2 separate regions of the Homo sapiens genome follow, and region 2 is linked to region 1. A link is a loop called in an ENCODE intact Hi-C map of the cell type or tissue named here. Cell type or tissue: endothelial cell of umbilical vein. All regions are shown on one strand. Links, peaks and the distances in the headings refer to the core of each region. The heading gives the core; the rest is flanking DNA.

The links. Hi-C counts contacts between places; a loop is a spot of excess contacts. Peaks named below come from ENCODE experiments on the same cell type or tissue, not always from the same donor. Only the 100,000 strongest peaks of a DNase experiment are listed, where the experiment ranks them.
Region 2: it touches region 1 in a loop (18-fold over the local background); 13 of 110 quality-filtered maps call a loop at or near these places.

What each region holds. Positions count from the first base shown.
Region 1 is chr1:145,713,967-145,724,746 of GRCh38, reverse strand. CD160 (CD160 molecule) reads right to left here and starts at 5,248. Exons shown (of 6, transcript NM_007053.4): 1 at 5,188-5,248. In endothelial cell of umbilical vein, for the core only: a CTCF peak has its summit at 3,400 (motif pointing right); no DNase peak of the experiment used is centred there; H3K4me3 peaks cover 286 bases; H3K27me3 peaks cover 391 bases.
Region 2 is chr1:145,587,382-145,598,691 of GRCh38, reverse strand. It overlaps the pseudogene NBPF25P. Among named protein-coding and RNA genes, the nearest start is that of GPR89A, 15 kb to the left of the region's middle. In endothelial cell of umbilical vein, for the core only: no CTCF peak of the experiment used is centred there; no DNase peak of the experiment used is centred there.

The DNA of each region.
Region 1 (10,780 bases), core at 1-8,000:
ATACAAGATATTAAAAATATAATACACCATGACAAATGGAATAAGGTTTCATTTTTAGAAATTCTTGGATGATTTAATATTAGGAAATCTATTAATTAACATACTACTGGATAAAAAAGAAAGTCAATATTACCTTCTGATAACATCTTACATTAATTCCCACTAAAATCCTAAGTAAAATGGTAATGGATGAATACTATTCAATATAATGGAGAAATGTATATCTCAGATAAAATTGCAGCATCATATTTAATGGTAAAATATGGGATAATTTCTATTAATATTAGGAGCAAGGCAGAGATGCTTCCTATTATTTCTGTTATTTCACATTGTTCTGAAAGTGTTTGCCATTATATTTAGACAAGAAAATAAAGCAAAGGGTATAAATATTGGAAATCTTAAGGCAAATTTATTACTATTTATATGTGATATAACTTACATCTAGAAAACCCAAGAAACTTAATTGAGAATTATTAGAAACAATAAAAGAGTATCTGAATAGGCAGTTCACAAAAGACGAAATGCAATAAAAAGTTTTTCAGTTTTACAAGTATTCAGGGAAGTACAAATTAAAAATTCAGAGTTCAGAATTTCAGAATTACCACCTGTTAAGTGAACAAAAATTTAAAAGATAAATCAAATTTTGGTAAGGGTAAGAAGAAATATGTGCAATCATTCACTCTAGGTAGAACTATACATTGTTACGGAGCTTTGGGGGAATACTCATTATATATTAACATTTCAAATGCACATACCCTGTCCCTTTGGCTATAGCTTACAGAAATAAAAGCATGAGTGTGCTAGTATAGATGTACAAGGATATTCACTGCAGCATTTTTTATAATACCAAAAAAATAGAAACAGGTGAAGGCCAGGTGTGGTGGCTCACACCTGTAATCCCAGCACTTTGGGAGGCGTGCGGATCACCTGAGGTCAGGAGTTCGAGACCAGCCTGGCCCACATGGTGAAACCCTGGCTCTACTAAAAATGCAAAAATTAGCTGGGTGTTGTAGCAGGTGCCTGTGATCCCACCTACTCAGGAGGCTGAGGCAGGATAATTGCTTGAACCTGGGAGGCAGAGATTGCAGTGAGCCAAGATCACGCCACTGCACTCCAGCCTGGGCAACAGAGCAAAACTTTGTCGCCTTCCTGCCCCCATAAAAAAAGGAAACAGGTGAAGACCCACTGGTGAGAATGGTTGAATAAATTATTGCAGATCCACAGAATAGAATGTTATGTAATTATAGTTTGTATAAAACAATAAACTAAATTAGTGTATATACATACAATTTAATAAGGTACTTATTAATACATAAGATTAAAAATTTTCCTGGATATAATTATTAGTCAGAAAATATGGTAGAAGGAAAAGTTCCATTCATTATAGCAACCAAAAAACCCATCAAATGTCCAGAAAAATGTAACAACATTCCGAATAGGACCTATAGGATACAAACTATACAGTACTATTAAGGAACATAAAAGAAAATCTAAGTAGAGACGATTGTTAAATTCTTCTGTACTTATCTATACATTTGTCACAATCCTAATAAAACATCCCAGCAGCAGCTCATGGTATGGCCCCAATGTCCTTTCCTAGCCTTGACCTCTCCTTGTTCCTTCTCCTGTGTTATCATACCTTCATGCTACACCAGAATGTCCTGGTGACTCTTGAAACATGGAATATTAAGTGACAAAGAGGATAAATGAATAAAATGACAAATCATTTTATTCAAAGAGGAAGACAAAGAAGGATTGCAATTATTCATTCAGCCCAGAATTATGGTTAAAAAGCGTAGACTCTAGAGCCAGAGTGTTTGTGTTCAAATCCTGGTCCTAAAACTTAATAGTGGCGCCGGGCGCGGTGTCTCACGCCTGTAATCCCAGCACTTTGGGAGGCCGAGGTGGGCAGATCACGAGGTCAGGAGATCGAGACCATCCTGGCTAACACGGTGAAACCCCATCTCTACTAAAAAAAATACAAAAAATTAGCCGGGCGTGGTGGCGGGCGCCTGTAGTCCCAGCTACTCGGGAGGCTGAGGCAGGAGAATGGCGTGAGCCCGAGAGGCGGAGCTTGCAGTGAGCTGAGATCGCGCTACTGCACTCCAGCCTGGGCGACAGAGCAAGATTCTGTCTCGAAAAAACAAAAATAAAAACAAAAAAAACTTAATAGTTGCATGACTCGGTCAAGTTTCTTAGGCTCCTGGGCCAGGCGCTATGCTCAGCCTTTAATAAATAGACATATTTCAGAAACACGGAGCATCTATAATGTGTCAGACACCATGGGGCACAGAGAGATCACTAACACAGCAGAGGCGGACGTTTTAGTGGTTAAATGGTCTCTAGAGTCAGACCAGGATGTTTCAGATCTGGCTTTGAAACTTAACTATCTGTGTAATATTGGGCAAGTTTCTTAATCTCTTAATGACCTATAAAATGGTGACAAAATATTCTCTTCCTTGGGTTGTGAGGGTCAAATGAGGTCACCTATGTAAATTACTTAGCACAGTGCCTGGCAGAGAGTAAGGGCTCAATAAATGATAGCTATGATTAGTTTTATGCTTTCTTATATTGGAATCAATGGACAGTGTTCCAGGCACATCTACCTGCAAGACTGTGTTTAGTCCTTATAAAACACTAAGCCATTATTATTTTCTAAAATTTATTATTTGTACGAAGCATATAGAGGCTTGGAGGGGACTTGTGACTTGCTTAAAATCACAGCTCCTAAGTTGGGGAGCAGGACTCTAACCCAAGTTATGAGAGTCTTTCTCTTGGAGTCCCCTTTGTCCCTCTCCTCACAGCCGCTCATCCATTCACGAACAGCTGTTAACACAAGAACGACTGTACTAAGTAATAAGGTCATAAAGTGTCAAGGGGCAGCACAGGAGAAATTCTGGATGAGGGATGTGGAAAGGCTGCAAGATGGCAATGAAGTTAGGCCTTCATAGTTGTTTGTGGGCTCTCGGGAGCTGGTGACTAAAGAATACGGTGGGTGAATTAAGGTGGGGAATGGGCTGAGGAGATCTGGCTTCCAGTCCTGGCTCCGCACTAGGTAGCTGTGGAATGTTGACAAGGTCGTGTCCCTTCTCTAGGCGTGTTTCCTAAGGGACTGGTGCAGCGGGATGGGAGGGGCGCAGGGTAGGGACCGCTTCCAAGGAGAGAGAGGACAGGCGGGAGGGGCTGATGCAGCTGGTCACTCCGCTGGAGTGGCCAGACTTCGCGGTGCCTAGGGCCGAGTTGAAGAAGAGCATGTAAGTCTGTTGTGGGCCCCTCACCAGCGCTGGGGGGCAGCGAGGTCACTGGGCAAGGATGCTCTGGGAAGTGACCTTGGTGCCCGGGAGGGGAGCACCCTGTTGTGATGCAGGCGGGGCAGCGCGGAGCCGGCGGCGCTGATTTCGCACTCTGGCCGCTAGAGGGCGCTGCCTTTCAGCCAAAGCCGAGTGACCCCCTACCTGCCCCGCGTTGGCCCGCGTCACTCCAGCCATGGGCCATCCAGCGAGCATGGGGGCTAGCCAGGGAAAGTCTAAACTAGGAGGGGAGATGAGGGGGTGCAAAGTTGGGCCTGGTGGGTCCTGGGGACGCAGCATGTACTAGAGCGGCACCTGGCCCTCAACAGAGGGGAGAGCGGGTGGTCGTGAGAAGTCTGGGAATTTTCCGGGCCCACTACACGCCAGGGGCGGGTCTCCCCTCTTAAAACGTTGTGAGCCCCAGCGCGGGCAGGGGGGAGGGTGCCCGTGGAGTTGGCATCCTCATCTTTGATGGTCCCCGGGGCTCCTGAGCTGCGCTGGTGGCCCCAGGGCTCGGTGCCTCTCTCAGGCGACAGCTCACAGACGGCGGGAAACTCTTCCCTCCCGCACCTTCGGAGGCGGTCCTGGAGTCTTGTGGACTCCTGGGTTCAAATCCAAGCTTTGTGTGACCAGCACATTGCTGGACCTCACTCAGCCTCACATTCCTCTTGTGTTTAAAACTACCTCATAGGAATGTGGTGACGGTTAGATGACACATAAAGCTTTGCCAGAGGTTTTCTGGGGAGGGTGGGGACAAGAGGGCAAGGAAGAGTCTCCATTTCCTCTGCCACCGGAGCCCGGATCTAACCTCTCAGAGGAGCTGGAAGGTCAGCTCTGAGCTCCACAAATACCTCTGTATACAGATCTCCCACGACACTGAAAAAGATGCCCAGAAAGATCTCATTTGCAGCTGTGAAGGGGCTTCTTTTTCAATCTCCACAACCCCAACTGCCTTAAAGTAGAACCAGACTTGTTAGTAGACAGAGGTTTGGGCTGGGGGGCCCTTGAAGCTCTTGTCTGAGATCTCAGGCTTCCTGCTCAACACACCAAAGCAGGTGCCTGACATAAAGGCGCCATGGACCTCTTTGGTGGTCTGGGAAGGCATATGGAGTCCCTTCTCAGAACAACATTTAAAAATTAATAAGATACATGGGATAATAAAGGGAACAAATTATGACAAGACAGTTGTCAAAACATTAGAAGAATGTGTGGTAGAGCAGTACACATGCTTCTTTAGATTTGACATCAGCCTAATAACTGTTGTAATTCTGTAGTAGTGCTGAGCGTTAAGGACATTTGGAGAAATCTATAAAAACTGTAATGAGATTTGAAAATATTTGTGTTTTCTATTGATGGCAAATTCTATTGTGGTTCATTGTCTACATTCATAACTGAAGCAAGTGCTGACTTTCAATTAAAGATTAGTGAAAATAAAGATGTATTTTTCCCCCCAATTCACAAATCCCATGAATAAATCTATTCACGGACCTCCAAGAGGTCCATGACGTGAACCACCTAGGACATGAACTTCCCCCGGAGGTGCCTCACAGGGCCAGCTCCAAGCCCCGTGGCACCTCCCGGCTTGTCTCAGGCCAATCCTTGAAGAGCTCCAGCAGATCTAAACTTTGGTAACTTTCCTCTGGTAATTTGAGGAATTCCTCCATTTGAGGAATGTCAGAATGGGGCCAGGATTCCTGAATGCCCATGGAAGAAAAGCGAGCATGCTGGTCTGGCGGGCAGAAATAACCTTCTCCCCAGGCTCCAGAGGGCAGAGGACATTTCCCTCCAAAAGGCAAGTTTCTCAGGGACCTCATGAGAAGCCTGTCCTCACCTGAGCAGTTCTGTCAACCATCCCATCCCTTCACCTGGACCCCAGGTCCCCAGCAGGCCTTTTTACCTCGAGACAGAAGTTCTTCTTTCTTGTTCTCAGACTGGGGGCTCACGTTGAAATGGCTCTCAGTCCTCAGATTGTCCTTGCATCTTGTTAAAACCCTATCTCTCCAGTTTCGTCATTGCTCACACTTTCATAGCTGTTATTATATTCGCTCTTTGAAAACCACAGAATGGGTTGTTAGAAGTCATAGATCTTCCGCCACCCCCACTGTGGATTTTTTTCTCCTTTCTCTCCTGCAACTGGTCCTCCATCTCCTTCTCCTTTCCTCTCCCTTGTTTTGTCTTTTTGGTGTTAGAAATAGACTAGGGTGCTGAGGGGGCTAAGAAAAACCACTTCTTAAAATTCTTTTCTTTACCCTGGGGAACAAAGATTTTGTATTTGCTAATTCATAATAAGGAAAGGACTGATGATAGAATAACTAGAAGATAAAAGGACAGAATGTCCTCTCAAGTATAAAGAAAGGTACCAAGTCTTCTCCTGAGAGTAGGTTTTGGTTAGAAGTAGGACAGAGAACACAGCTGCTCCAGGCTGAAAGGGAAGAAGGTCAGGGAGCTGTCAAGAAGGCTTGGGTGAGGGTGGTGGTGAGCAGGGGAGGCAACGAGTGGGGGCACCAAAATGGTCCTGATGTGGTGGGGGGAGGATGAATGACTGACCTTATCTTCCCACCCACCCATTTTTTTTCTTTTTCTTTTTTCTTTCTTTCCTTTTTTTTTTTTTTTTTTTGAGACAGGGTCTTGCTCTGTCACCAAGGCTGGAGTGCAGTGGGGCAATCATGGCTCACTGCAACCTTGACCTCCTGGGGTCGAGTGATCTTCCCACCTCAGCCCCTCAAGCAGCTAGGACCACAGGTGTACGCCACCACACCTGGATAACTTTTTATTTATTTATTATTTATTTATTTATTTATTTATTTATTTATTTATTTATTTAGAGATGGAGTTTCGCTGTGTCACACAGGCTGGAGTACAGTGGCGTGATCTCAGCTCACTGTAACCTCTGCCTCCTGGGCTCAAGTGATGCTCCTGCCTCAACCTTCTGAGTAGCTGGGATTACGAGAGCCTGCCACCATGCTGGACTAATTCTTGTATTTTTAGTAGAGACAGTTTCATCATGTTGGCCAGGCTGGTCTCAAACTCCTGACCTCAAGTGATCTGCCTGCCTTGGCCTCCCAAAGTGCTGGGATTACAGGCGTGAGCCACCACGCTCGGTTGATAATTTTAAAAATGATTTGTATGGATGAGGTCTCCCTATGCTGCCCCGCCTGCTCTTGAACTCCTGGGCTCAAACAATCCTCTGGCCTTGGCCTCCCAAAGTGCTGGGATTACAGGCCTGAACCACCACTCCCAGCTTCCCATCCATTTCTATTCTGTTCTGTTCTTCCTTGGTCAGTGATGGCTTGGGAGATTACAATTGTTCCTAAATTCTAGGGTTGTGCCCTTAGATGGCAGGAACATTAGTCTGAGAATTAGAAGCATTGGGCTCTAAGTCCTGCAAGGCTGGGCCAGGCCCTGTGCCAAAGGGCACAGCACACCAGGAAGCCCCACGGTTCTGGAGGAACACCTGTCATGATTGCCACCCAGTGCCAGGCTACCCAGGAATTCAAGGGTGGAGGGAGGGTGGGGGAAAATTTTTCATAACTAGTCTAGAGACTCTCTTTTCCTTCTTATTCCTGTTATTGTAGTACTCTGTGGTCCTAAAAACAGTAGGGTGCTCTGGGGTTTGAGAACTCCCAGATGGCTCCACTGAAGCCATCGTCAAATGAGACAGATATTAGAAATATTTCTTCACTCCAAGCCAGGCGCAGTGGCTCACACCTGTAATCCCAGCACTTTGGGAGGCCGAGGCAGGTGGATCACGAGGTCAGGAGATTGAGACCATCCTGGCTAACACAGTGAAACCTGTCTCTACTAAAAATACAAAAATTAGTTGGGCCTGGTGGTGGGTGCCTGTAGTCCCAGCTACTGGGGAGGCTGAGGCAGGAGAATGGTGTGACCCCCCGGGAGGCGGAGCTTGCAGTGAACCGTGATTGCGCCACTGCACTCCAGCCTGGATGCCAGAGTGAGACTGTGTCTCTAAAAAAAAAAAAAAAAGAAAAAAGAAAAGAAATACTTCTTCACTCCATCAAAGTGTTAGCTTTCACTGCAGAATGAGTCCATTCTGGGAGCCTGGGGGTTGGGAACCCATGTTGGGAAGAGGAGTGTCTCACCATCATCCTGGTCACAGGACCAGTCCACCACAGCCCACAGGATACTGGGTCCCACTGGCATAAACTGCTAAACTGGGCCTGGTCTCTGCTCTCCCAGTATCCTTATTTGCTGTCTCTATGATAGTGTTCAAACAGATGACCTCTCTGCTCTCTAAAATGGAGACTTCTCCCTCCTTGGGTCTATGAGAACCTTTCAAAGGTTGGCTCTGAGAGCACTCAGCATTCCTTATCATCCAGGAGCTGTAAAACAGTGATTATTAGCAACATGAAGAGAAGTTAAAGGCAACCAGAGTTGTGGGTGAGTGAGGTTGGGGCCACTTAAGTACTAGCTGACACACATGTATTCATACTGGTTATTGCAAAAAACCTCAAAGTTCTGCAAAGACCTCAGGGCTCAAAAGTGAATCGCAGCGCGCTTCCTTTTCACCAGCCATGTAGTGTCTGTCCATCCTGCAAACGGTTGCATGCACAGTTTTCTGCAAATGTTGCTTTTGGTCGCTTCTCACAAGGTTATTGTGTGCCAGGCCCTGCGGGGTTGACGATGACTGAATGGGGCCTGCTGTCAAGGCGAGCACACTGCTGAGAGAGGCCTGCATTCCCGTGAGATGAAGCAGAAGCAGAATGCACCAAGAGCTCTAAGTACCCCAGAAGTGAGAGAGAACCCAGGAAGCAGGGGAGGTTGGGAGGAAGAAAAGGAGACTGCCCTGTGGGCGCAGACAGTGTTAGGCACTCTGTGTGGACAATGTGACATTTAAATTGAGCTTTGAAAGAAGGCAGGATTTCAAAAGGCAGGGGTAGAGGAACAGTATGAACCAGCAAGGAGCAGGGACATATGGGGCTGGTTTGGAAGTCAGTGAAGCAATGAGGTGGCTGAAATATAGGCTGCCTCCTGGTCATCCACAGCCTCCCAAATATGTATCCTGTGGGCCTTTCAATGTCTAAGGTGTATGAGTCCAGTTACACAATTTAGCAACTGATAGATTGTTTTCAAGATACTAATAGTAAGTGCTCGACATTAAGACAAAGAAAAACTGAGTGGACATTGAATTGTATTTCCATCTTACTTCTGTAGAATTATGGGGTTTTGGAAGCAGAAGAGACTGCAGCAGTCTTCCAGTCCCTGGAAGTGTGCAGACACTTGCATGCCAGTGTTTCCCAAACTTGAGCGTGTATTAACATCACCAGCAGGGCATCTTTGAACAATTCGGATGGCTGGGCCCAGCTGCAGAGTTTCTAATTCAGGGACTCAGGGCAGGGGTGGGGGTGGTCCAAGAAGTTGTATTCCTAACAAGTTCCCTGGTGCTATTGTTGCTGTAATGCTCCTTGCGAACTGTTCAGGGTAATACCTCTTGCATCCTCTGCTTGAATCTGTCTACTGTTCTGCAGCTCACTACCACCCAAAGTATCCACACAATATCCCTTGTGGAATACTTCCAGTAAAATTCTTCCTTGTGCTGCTGTCAGTCCTGCCTGCCTTTAACTTTCAATGAAGTCTGCTGAGGGCCCCACATGGGAAATGTCTATGGATGGCAGGCAAGTCTCAGGCACATGAGGCAGACTGCCTGGATTTACGTCCTGACTCCACTTACTACGTGACCTTGGATAAGTCATTCAACCTTTCTGTGTTTTCCTCAACTGTGGAATGGGGATAATAATTGCAGTTATATCACAGAACTGCTGTTTAGAGTAAATGAGAAAGTGTGTAAAACAATTGGCATGGTGCTTGGCATATAAAAGTACTCAGGTGTGGGCTAGTATCATTACCTAGTGTTCTTTTTCTTTTTCTTTTTTCTTTTTTTTTTTTTTTTGAGACAGAGTCCCACTCTGTTGCTCAGGCTGGAGTGCAGTGGCACAATCTTGGCTCACTGCAACCTCTGTCTCCTGGGTTCAAGTGATTCTTGTGCCTCAGCCTCCTGAGCAGCTGGGATTGCAGCCACCGCTCCCACGCCCAGCTAATTTTTTGTATTTTTTAGTAGAGAAGGGGTTTCACCATGTTGGTCAGGCTGGTCTCAAACTCCTGACTTTAGGCGATCCACCTGCCTCGGCCTCCCAAAGTGCTGGGATTACAGGCGTGAGCCACCGCGCCTGGCCAGCATTACCTAGTTTTCCTTTCTACTCAGGAGTCTATCAACTCTCTGAAGAAAGTTAATCATTCTAAAGTTTCTCCTTTCTGGGCTAAATATCCCCAGCTCCTGCAATTATTTCTTACAATTATTTTAGTGCTTTCACGGTTCCAATATTTTGTTTGTCCTTTCTCCTCTTCTCTGAACAGAGTCCAGTTTGTCAGTCTCCCTTGTTAGATACATGGCTCAGACCTGCTACCTGCCTCGGCTTAGTCCAAGTCTCGTGTGTTCACTGCAGCCAAAGGTCACTTTAGCTTTGTAGCTATTTCTACATTTCACTGGACTGTGTTAGACTTCCAGGCCACGAAGGTGCCAGAGGCTACACCCGCATGTAAAGAGTAGAGCTCATTCTCCTGTCACATTTCCCCTTGTTGCTTAGCATGTGTGAGTTTGGGGAGTGTGGGTGAGGGAGAGTAACTCTGACCTTGGCCCAGTTCAGGGCCTACTGTGATGGTTGGTGAGCAGCCCCAGTGGCTGTGAGGGAGCACATTTGAGGCTCCAGGGGCTGGTGCGAGGCCCAGCTTCTCCCCTGGAGAAGGGTGAACTGACACCTAGCACAGCCAACAGTTTTCTGGAAGGAAACCAAGCCTCAGAGCCAGAGGCACATACAGCAAAGCTGTGCAGGCATCTCAGCCCCTGTCCCAGCCACTGTCACTGCTGGCCTTTAGCCCAGGGTCGTTGGTAATAGAATAATGATAAAATATGGAGAGGGAGTCAGGGCTGGGTTTTTTTGGTTTTGCTTTTTTTTTTTTTTTTTTTGAGACAGAGTCTCGCTTTGTCACCCAGGCTGGAGTGCAGTGGCACAATCTCAGCTCACTGCAACCTCTGCCTCCCGGGTTCAAGCGATTCTCCTGCCTCTGCCTCCTGAGTAGCTGGGACAACAGGCGCGTGCCACCATGCCTGGCTAATTTTTGTATTTTTAGCAGAGACGGGGTTTTGCCATGTTAGCCAGTCTTGTCTTAAACTCCTGACCTCAGGTAATCCACCTGCCTCGGCCTCCCAAAGTGCTAGGATTACAGGCACGAGCCACCACACCTGACCTCAGGGCTGTTTTATTGTGGAGACAGAGGTGGCAGCTTCAGGGGTTTGGGTATCAAGATGACAGGGCAGGCCTGGAAAAAAATGTCTCTCTCAGCCTCTATTCTAATTTCCAGTCTGTAGTGAATGGCTCACCAGGTACTCTCAAGTTATGTCTTTTAAAACAGAAGGCATAGAAAAATGTGCCCAAATTACTTTGGTGTCCTATAGAGCCTGTCTTGTCCCTCTC
Region 2 (11,310 bases), core at 1,199-9,198, 130 kb after region 1:
TTTTATCAGCTCAAGAAAATTTCCTTCTATTGTATCTTTAGAGCTTATGGTTCACTTGTCCTGACTTTTCTTCAGGAGCATTGATATCTATGTGTTGGATTTTTATTGTCTTTCCTCCATATCTGTTATTTCTTCTTGGATAATTTTCATCTCTTTGTCCTTTCTTTTGGCATTTGGGAGAATTTCTGATATTGATTCTTTACAAAATTGATTTGGTATTATGTATTGCTAATTCTGCTCTTTATTCTTAAATTCTGCTGTGGCTCTGTTTCTTAACTCTGCCAGCTCCTTTTACAATTCAATCTAGTACCTTATTATCTTGTGTTTCATCTATTGTTTTATAGAGTCCATGTTTTCTTTAACCTTTTTTTTGAGAGTACAAAACAGATTTTAAATAATTTTTATTTTTAAGTAAAGATTTTTTGAAATTATGCCATTCTTTTACTTTTGGTCTTAATTGTTTTCTTCTCATGTCTCTGAAACCTTCCAGAGACTCCAGGTTATTCTCTGTCTAGTTGTTATTTTCCCTATCTATTACTTATCTATAAAACTGAGAATCTCATCCATCCCAGGATATGTATAGGACCTGACTAGACACAATAAAATTATGTCAACAGAATTAATAAAAATGTAAAGAAGAATCCTCTTTGACTATTGGATAAGTAAATTTCTAAAAAATATTTAAAGGAAGACAAGTAATCTATAATTCAAGAAAAATATAGAGTTGTCCTAGAATTTAGTGCCTTAGGCTGAAGCAATTATGAAAAAAAAAAAAAAAAAACTGGAGAAAATTGACCTTCTGATGTGAGAGATCATAGAGAGATGAACAATTGTAATATCATAACGACATTCCCTGTCATAATGTCTGCCTTATAGATATCATTGAGTTTTTTAATTGTTAAGTTATATTCCACTGGCTCAGGTCACTTGTGTTTATCTAATCTCATCATTTTCTGTTGGTTACATTGATCTAACTCAATTTTGGAGGTACCTCATTGTTTCTTCCATCTACCGATCTGGCTAGTTTAAAGATGAAAACTGCAGCAGATGAGAAAGAAAAATACAACGTGAAAATTTGGCTGAATTAGAAACACTAAACAGTTTTCAGGAAAGCTGAGTGTCAGAGAGAAACAGACACTGGAGGAAAAGAAAAAAAGAGGACACAAAAACTGTCCTGGCCGAAGGGGTCATGACCACACATTATCCTCAGATGACGGCTTCTAATTTTTTCTTCTGCTTGATCAATTCTACAAAGACAAAAAAGTATAATAAAAAAGTTTTAAATTTCAAAGTTTGAAATGATATTAAAGTGGCACACAGTTCCCTTGGGAAAATCAAGTGAGAACCACAAACTCTGAGACTAATTCCAGCAAAAGTATGTAAATCAGTTTGATCTAATGGTACACGGTTAGCTTTGAAGGCCAAAAGGAACTGATATCTAATTCTTATTCCTCTCCTCACTAGTTTTGTGACTTAGGGAAATTTTGCAATCTTTCTGAGTTTGTTTTCTCATCAGGAGCAGGATAATACCTAAGTAACAGGATAGTTCATAGATTTTTTTTTTTTTTGAGATGGAGTCTCGCTCTGTCACCCAGGCTGGAGTGCAGTGGCTCAATCTCAGCTCACTGCAAGCTCTGCCTCCTGGGTTCATGCCATTCTCCTGCCTCAGCCTCCTGAGTAGCTGGGACTACAGGCGCCTGCCACCACACCCAGCTAATTTTTTGTATTTTTAGTAGAGATGGGGTTTCACCATGTTAGCCAGGATGGTCTCGATCTCCTGACCTCATGATCCACCCGCCTCGGCCTCCCAAAGTGCTGGGATTACAGGCGTGAGCCACCGCGTCCGGCCAGTTCATAGATTTAAATATGATTGCATGGCAGTGGGCATGAACCATAATTCTTAAGAATATATTTACACTGAGCTCTCCTTTATCCATTAAAATTGTAGACAAACAACAATTGACAAAGAATAGACAAAATGTTCTAACATAAATATTCTTCCTTTGTTTCTGGAAAGAAGTCACACATACAGTAAAAATAGAGAGAACCTAGTTCATTTTGAACAATCTTCCCCAAACCCTGAAACAGGTCTACTTTCTAACACCAGAGATGTCTTGAATGAGTCCCACCCCTGCAGTCCCCTCTCTCTGGAATAGACTGAGGAAGTTTGCTCCAGCCTTAGAACAGCATGGGCTGGCAAGCATTCTCAGAGAGGCTCTCGACTTCAACTCTAAAGGCCCTGAGGAATATGTGCAACTGGGTCGGGTTAAGGCCAAGCTGAATCACATGACCAGGGCTCTCACCGGCGCCAAAGTCAGTGGAAGGATATCAGTCCCCAGAGCTCTGTCACAGGCCATGGGATGCTCCATGGAGGGGTGGTGAGCATATGAATAACAATCAGGAGAAACATCGGTAATGGACAGGAGGCATAAATAAACAATGTCCGCCCTCCAGTAAAACCCAGGAAAGTTCTCATTCAAAAAACTATGTCTTGAAGAAAACATAGGTACAAATCTTTGTGACTTTGGATTAGACATTTTTTAAGTAGGCACAAACAACCCAAAAATAAATAGATAAATGGACTTCACTAAAATAAAAAACTTACATGCTTCAAAGGATAATGTCAAGGAAGAGAAGAGATAATCCACATAATGGGAGAACTATTTCCAAATTATATATTTGACATGGGTCTAGTACCTAGAGTATATAAGGAATTCATATAACTGAGCAATAAACGACAAACAACCAAATTTAACAATGGGAAAAAATCTGTGAGTAGAGGTTTCTCTAAAGCAAACACACAAATGGCCAAGAAGCACATGCAAAGATGTTCGATGTTTTTCATCATTAGGAAAATGTAAATTTAAATCAAAATGAGATACCACTTCACACCCACTAGTATGACTTAAGAAAAAATAAAGACAACACATGTTTGGAAAGTTATGGAGAATATGGAATTCTCATATATTACTAGTGGGAATGTAAAATGGCATAGCCACTGAAGTTGGTAAACAGTGTGTAAGTTCCTCAAAAAGTTAAACATAAAAGAAAGTTAAACATAAAGTGACATGATGCAGCAATTGCACTCCTAGGTTTATAACCAAGAAAATGAAAAACAGATGTTCACTCAAAAACATGTACAAAGCTGTTCATAGCAGCATTATTCATAATAGTTAAAAAGTGGAAACATCTTAAACCACCATCAGTTGATGAATAAACAAAATGTGGTATAATCATATGGTGGAATATCATTTGGCCATAAAAAAGTTGAAGTATTGATGCAGGCTAAAAAGGATGAAACTTGAGAAAAAAATGCTGAGAAGCAGATGCAAAATGCCACACTTTGTTATCCCATATAGAGGAAATGCCCAGAACAATTACATTTTTATATAGAGAAAGTAGATTAGTGGTTGTCAGAGACTGCAAGAAGGGGGGAATTGGAGAGTGACTGCCCATAGGTACAGGCATGCTTTTTGGCATTATGAAAATATTCTGGAATTAGGTAGTGGTGATGGTTGCAGAACTTTTGGAATATGGTAAAAGACACTGAAATATATGCTTAAAAATGGTGATTTTTGTGATATATGAATTATACTATAGAAATAATAACAGTAATAAAGCAAGGTGTCTTTCCCCATCTCCATGCCTTGTATTTTCATTAAAAAAAAAAAAAAAAGCATTTCAGGGCCAGGCTCAGTGGTTTACTCCTGTAATCCCAGCACTTTTGGAGGCCTAGGTGGGAGGATCGCTTGAGGCCAGAAGTTCAAAACCAGCCTGAGCAACATAGCAAGACCTTGTCTCCATGAGAAATAAAAAATTAGCCAGAAATGGTGATGTGTGCCTAGAGTTCCAACTACTTGGAAAGCTGAGGCAGGAGGATCGCTTGAGCCTAGGAGTTCAAGGTTGCAGTGATCTATAATCACCACTGCACTCCAGCCTGGGTGACAGAACAAGACCCTGTCTCAAAAAAAAAAAAAAAAAAAAAAAAAAAAACAAAAAAAAGGCATCTCACTTTAATAGTAAGAGGCCAGAATATGATGCTGGCAGCATGTTGTGAGGAAATGTATTAGATGAAAGAAGTTAAAGTCCAGTTCTCCTTTTTTCAGAAATGACTTATAGGGGAGAGAAACACGTACTTGGAAAGAATTGACCCAGCTGAATTGGAAAATGTGGGAAGGGGATGGGGAAGAGGCTGCTCCACCTGAGATCCGGCTCCAGGACTTACAGCAAGGGGAACTTGGGTAAGTTACAGACTGTCTATGCCTCAGTTTCTTCATCAGCAAAACAGAAAGAATCATCCCAAAAACTATAAGGTCGATGGTATCAGCGGGTCCCCAAACTGACTGCACATCTGAGTCATGTTAACAAACACATTCCAGGCCCCACCTGAGCCCTCTGAATCAGAATCCCTGCAAGGAGGACGATGAACTTGTATTTGCACTGACTTTCCCAGCTGTTTCTTACTCTGATCAACTTGGGGGTAGGACCCATTGAGCTGCATCACATCATTCCAAAGCCAAAACACAACAGCAGGACAAGAATATTTTCAAGGCAGTCTCTAAAGCAGAGGAGAAACTGTTGAGGGAACCTAGAAGTAAAGGAGATCTGGCTTGCTGGGCTCCATTTGAACTTTGAGTACAACAGAGACATGAGCCTTTTGGGACACATGCCTGAGGTAGTGACAGTCCAACTTTGGAAGAGTGGAAGCCCTAGTTCCAAATTCAAGCATGCTTTGAGTAGAAATTAAATTTACCTCTTTTTGCACAGCAACATGGCCAATCTTTCCTAAGCTGCTCAGCTTACAAGAAAAGGAATCATACTGCTAAGAATTCAAACGTCAGCAGTCATAGGTAAGTAAGGAAGTCTTATAAACTTATTCTAGCCAACTAACCAGAAACCCGAAATTTAGCAGGTTCTTTCACTTTCAGGACAGTTGTGTTCACTAGATCAGAGGCATTGAGACATGAAGAACAGACCCTTAAAAAGGGAAAGTGTTCCCTTCAGTTTGAGGACATCACTGGAACATTAGGGAAGTGGGAACACAGCTGCTCACTCTACAGTATGGGTTGCCTTTGTGTCTGGAATGTGTCTGACATCCTGATCCCTGTGCACATTTCAGGGAGCCTTGGGAGGACCCCGAATCACTGATGGAATTGGACAGTGCATGGAGATGGCTCAGCAGGATGAGGGTAAATGCAGGGGCAAGTCCAGGTCATACTGAGAGACAATGAGTGGAGCTGATGGGGACAAAGATAAAATCAAAAGTTTGTGCTTCATCTTCAAAAACTCAAGCTGATAACAAACTTGGCCTGATGAGAAATAATAAGTATTTTTCTATTTACATGAGAATTTAATCTCAAAACAGAAATCAGAAAAATATGAAGTCCAGGGCATAAAACCTAAACCATTGCTCATAGTTATTCTTTCTAAATAGAGCAAAGTGTAAAATCTTCTCCATAAGACATACATTGTGGTTATAAAAAGGCAAAAGTCTTAGTGAGAATCATTGGTATTCCATAGAAGAGTGAATTAAACACAGCCAAGGGAAGACCCACGTCTCATACTTCTCTTGTATATTCCAAAGTTCCAGGGAAATTCCAGGTGATAGAGGTTATTTCCCATACTGTTAAAGCAAGGTTTCAGACACTTCTGAATTTTGGTCCCAGTACTCTAGAAGGGCACACCTCTGTCCTGGAAAATAATACAGGAATGAATACTCTTCACGTGACTCATTCTGGTCATTCTTCCAGCATCACAAAAACCAAAAAATGGAAATATGGCCAAATACATGATTAGCTATCCCTCATCTTCAGGTTTCTTAATTGTTACTTACGGATAATAGCATTACCTTAAGGATTATGATGAAGATACAATGTCCAAATATAAACACAGTTTTGAGCAAAATGCCTTGTATGAATTGGTCGATGAATAATTACTAAATATGTGAATATTTACTGGATTCTATGGATCCTATGAATAATTACTGAATAATTATTGTGATTGCTTTTATTGGCAGTGCTGAAAACTCATCCCTTTGTGACCTCAAGTAACCCATGTCACTTTGTGAACCTGCAGTTTTTTCATTTAGAAACTTGACAGATTTTCATTCTGACACAGAATGTCAGGTCTTCCAGACCCTAGAAAATACATTGACTTAAAGCTTTTGATACATCTCAAAGCATCAACCCACTGCACCCTCAACTCAGGCAAGCCCAGCAGGCAATCTTAGGAGACCTGGGCTACAGAACAGTCTCTCAAGTTCCAGGCTCACAAAACCTAGGTGGGGATGAAAGCTGAGAAAGCAAAGAGGTGGCTCAGGGGATCACTCTTTCCTACTTGTTCCTCTCACCTCAAACTCACCTTCTACTGCACAGCAACACTGAGGATCACCAACCAACCCTGACCATAACCTTGATCTTGCCATGTTCTGTTAGTGGAATGCAACCCAAAATCAATGGTGTTAGGTCATCTCAACAAAATATATATCGAACCATATTCCATAAGAACTGCCCGTGGCCCTGTTCTTTTCAGTATATGGGAAAACAAAATAGAAACAGCAAAATAGCATCAGGTTTACAAAACTTCCCAAGATAGATGGTCACACATTTTTTCAGGAGACCTCTATATAAATGACTTTGATCACTTGATACCTTGAAAAGAGGTCTTGTGGCACTAGAATGACATCTATAAGTGACAAGTATAAAATGTAGTGCTCAGTGACATTAAAAAACAAATCAACCCACATAGAGGAAGAGCTTTGGATGTAGGGATGTCAAACTGGTCTAGAATGTAATGAAAACCCAAGAAGGTGCCCCAGTAAGAAAGAAGAAATCAATCTAACAATGGGATGCAGCAGCAAGAATACTGAGACAGGAAAGAAAACATTTTAAAAAAATGAATTATTCATTCACTTTCTAGTGGATACAGAAAAAACTGCAGAAGACCCAGAGGATATCAGGGCAGGCTAAAAGTTTGATATCTTACACCTGTGGAAAAGCCTTAAGCTCTGTTTTAACTGAGAGCAGGTGGGGTGACTTCATGACTACCATTAAGAAAATATAACCTGTTGGGAAACTGTTTCTGCCTTGATGATGTTGTACAGACAAGAGATAAACAGTGAGGAATATGCTTAGATGTAGTGGGAAAGACACGGGTCTGTGGCATTGTCACAAGGGTACACGAATACTGAGAGTGAATGCTGAAGGAATGATCCCCATTGGTGGTGACCCTCAGGTGAGACTAGGGTGCCTGTGTTTCAGCAAAGCCTGGGCAATTGGAATGCAGGGCTCCTAAGATTCCATGACACCCCCACCTTCTAATTCTGTTATTGCAACTGCAGACGGTTACCTGGCACGCTGGCCACAATCTACCTCACTCTTATCAGAGTCTGAGCTACTGGCAGTGCTTTCAGCTCTGAGTTGAGGCACCTCGAACCTTGTTTTTGTGGTGAAGGATCCTAAAGTGCTGTGGGGAGTGATCACATTTTTCACAACAATAAGTTAAGAATTTCAGTTACTGACATCCCTCAGTCCTGATTAAACCGATTTGATTTCACCAGTTTTTAACCCATCATATGTTTGGGTTTCTTCTCCCCAGTCCCTGACTCCACCTCTTCTGCCACAAACATCAGCATGGTGGTATCAGCCGGCCCTTGGTCCAGCGAGAAGGCAGAGATGAACATTCTAGAAATCAACGAGAAATTGCGCCCCCAGCTGGCAGAGAACAAACAGCAGTTCAGAAACCTCAAAGAGAAATGTTTTGTAACTCAACTGGCCGGCTTCCTGGCCAACCGACAGAAGAAATACAGTAAGATCTATAGGCTCACCATCATGAAAGTGATGAATGATGTCCTGTCTTCTCTCTGAGACACTAAATGCTCTCTCCATCAAAAAGAATTTCATCCTTCCTGTACTTCTAGGAAAACAGAAATGGGTATTTTAACATTTTGTTAAAGTTGGAAGACAGAGGTACCAAAGTATTTAGCAACTTTCCATGTTTGCAATCAGATGGGGGTGGGACTAGAGGTAAACTGCCATTTATTGATTTCTGACACAGGCACAGAATGACCTATTTTCTCCAAGAGGCTCAATCATGTTTTCAAGAATCCTCTCTGTACCTTATAAGATCCTGCAGACAAATAACATGTAGTCTGTTGTTCTAAATGTCTAGGACTAGTGAAATTTTATTCAGTTCAAGTTTCTGTTGAGGCCCAACAGGCAAAGCTGTGTTCTAGTGACTCTGAGGGGAACTTGGTGATAGTACCCAGTACCTGCTCTGAGGGGCTTCAAGAGGAGTCTGCTCCTAATAGAACCTGTGCTATCTATAAGTGACAGCATCAAGAGCAGGGAGTAGGGGCCGTGCAATGTGGCTCACTCCTGTAATCTCAGCACTTTGGGAGGCTGAGGCGGGCAGAGCACGAGGTCAGGAGTTTGAGACTAGCCTGGGCAACATGGAGAAACCCCATCTCCACTAAAAATACAAAAAGTAGATGGGCGTCATGGCGGGCAACTGTAATCACCACTAATCGGGAGGCTGAGGCAGAAGAATCCTTTGAACCCAGCAGGCAGATGTTGCAGTGAGCCAAGATTGCACTATTGCACTCCAGCATGGGTGACAGGGCAAGACTCATCAAAAAACAAACAAACAAAAAGATAAATAAAACAAAAATAAAAATAAAAAGCAGAGAGTACCTTGGTGAGAGTGAAGTCCTGCTTCCTGGTGCACAGGCTCTTGTTCCTAAAGAGGAAGAAAGATCACACCCGAGAATGTGTGGAAGCAGCAGTGCAGTGTGCAAAGCAGGGACCCTCAGCCTGTCTCCTGGGCTCCATCCAAGTTGCTTGTCTTGTCTGTCCCTCAGTTTCCTCATCTGTTCAGAGGGTACTACAATAATACCTACCTCTGTAAATTGCTGCAATGAATTACATGAGGTATTTCCTGTCAATCTCCTTGAACATTAATTGGCACAGTGTAAACACTATCTATTAGTTCTTCATTCTGATGTTTCTAAATTAACACAAACTAATCTTATGCTGTTTCTAAATTAACACAACGAATCTAAATCTTAATGCTGCCTCTCATACTAATAAAGAATTTGGGCATATTTCCTTCATGGCCTTATGGTCTTATGTCTCACACTTTATGCTTCAGATATGATTCTTAAAATCATAACTGAAAATATGATTTAAAAATCAAAGATTTTTAAAATCTTTCACATACTTGTCCTTGAAATTCCCAGTAAAAGGGAAACCATCAGTCCCATAGTCCTAGGGGCCTTCCCGACTGTACAAGAAATCACTACTTCATGCCCCAGTGCAGTGTTTTAGAGGAGAGGCTGCAAGTCTTGGGAAAGTGGCCCCGAATTCAGAGTCAGACCTCAGGGGCTGAGAATTCTGACTCCACTTCGTTGTGGTTGAATCATCTTGTCAACTTCCTTGATGTGCCCTTGAGGTTCTCTTTCTTCATCTCTAAATTTTGGAGGATCAGATGCCAGAAAGTCAGGAGACTGAAGAGTAAAGATGTGGAAATCCCTGTCTAGACCCTGGTACTGGGGAGAGTTTTGTCCTTGGGATGGACCTGGCTCCTGTCCTGTAGGGAATGACCACAGCAGCATGTCCAGCCTTGCACTGATGCAGGCGTGTCTGTCTTTTCTCAGAATATGAAGAGTGCAAAGACCTCATAAAATCTATGCTGAGGAATGAGCGACAGTTCAAGGAGGAGATGCTTGCAGAGCAGCTCAAGCAAGCTGAGGAGCTTAGGTGAGGGGACCCCATGGGGGCAGGCAGGGGGGCAGGTGTGTAAATCTCTGAAGTACAGTAGCTCGGTGGGGAGACGTAAGAGCTAAGCTGGGTCAGGAGAAGGGCAGGAATTGCCATGGCAGGTTTGCTACACACAAATATTTATCAAACAGAGAAGAAGGATAATAAAAATGTATGGGTTGCAGTTGTTTCTCAGAGCCTTGTTTTCTCTTTTTCAAACAAGTAATTGTTGATGTGAAATTTACATAACACAAAATTAACCAAAGGAGTGTGAACCACACAGCAGCATTCAGTATACTCAAAATGGTGTGCCATCACCACCCCACTTACCCTTAGTGAGAATCACCTCCTGACTGACTGAGGCTTCTCATTGTTTCACTCAATCAATGTTGCCTTCTCGACCCTGTCATTCTTTTCTTCTTTCGTCTTTTCAATTCGCCCCATCTGCATCTGGCCTCATTTCTGTACATGGCTTTGTATCTAGTGGCCGCAAGATGCACTATGTGTATTTTCACATGGAAATGTCCATGGCCAGAGTGAGGAACTGAAAGGATGTCTTTTTGAAACAGAATTAGGAAGACACCTACTTTTGTTTACAGAAGAGAAAGATGAATGGAACATCATCGAGGATCTTGCAGGAGCCCTCTCTGATACAGGGAAAGCCTGTAGACCATTTTCTGTTCTTTCTCTTGGCCACAGACATTCCTTTCAACATGTGCTGACCTTCTGCTTGAAGGTCTCCTTGGGAACGTTGTCTCAGAAATCTCTGTTGCAATATTTGAACGGATCACTCAACGCTTTTCACTGTTAAATTTTCTCTACCGTCTCACCTTAGGCAATATAAAGTCCTGGTTCACTCTCAGGAATGAGAGCTGACCCAGTTAAGGGAGAAGTTACGGGAAGGGAGAGATGCCTCCCGCTCATTGAATCAGCATCTCCAGGCCCTCCTCACTCCGGATGAGCCAGAAAAGTCCCAGGGGCAGGACCTCCAAGAACAGCTGGCTGAGGGGTGTAGACTGGCACAGCACCTTGTCCAAAAGCTCAGCCCAGGTAAGGTGGCCATAGGCCCTGATGACCCAAAACCCCAGGCTTATGAGAGGCTCCAGACCTCCATACTTTCACAATGACAGTTGTATCAGTGGGGTTTTTTTCTACTACACATATGTAGCCATGACATGATCAGGACTTCCTGGGTAAGAACAGAAATGGGAAACCCATGGGTTTGGAGATCACAGTATTGCAAGTGTCCCTCCTTCCTTGATGGAAGGTGGTCTTTGGAGCAAGAGGCAGCATCTATCTAGTTTTAAAGGACAGGAAGGAGGCTGTGATGGGAGGGCGCTTGTTGGAGTGAAAAGAGCTCTGGGCTAAGAATGAAGGTTCCCAGGCTGTCTTTTTGGCAATGTTCTTAGTAAGTGTCGGTGAGTGAGTGATTTATCTTTCCAGAGTTTCTCTCTCTCCATCTGCAAAGGCAGACAAATTGTCTCTTGCAAGGGTCTGAAGCATCCAAATATGGGAACACTTATGAATGCTTTTCAAAATGAGATGAAGCCCCTCT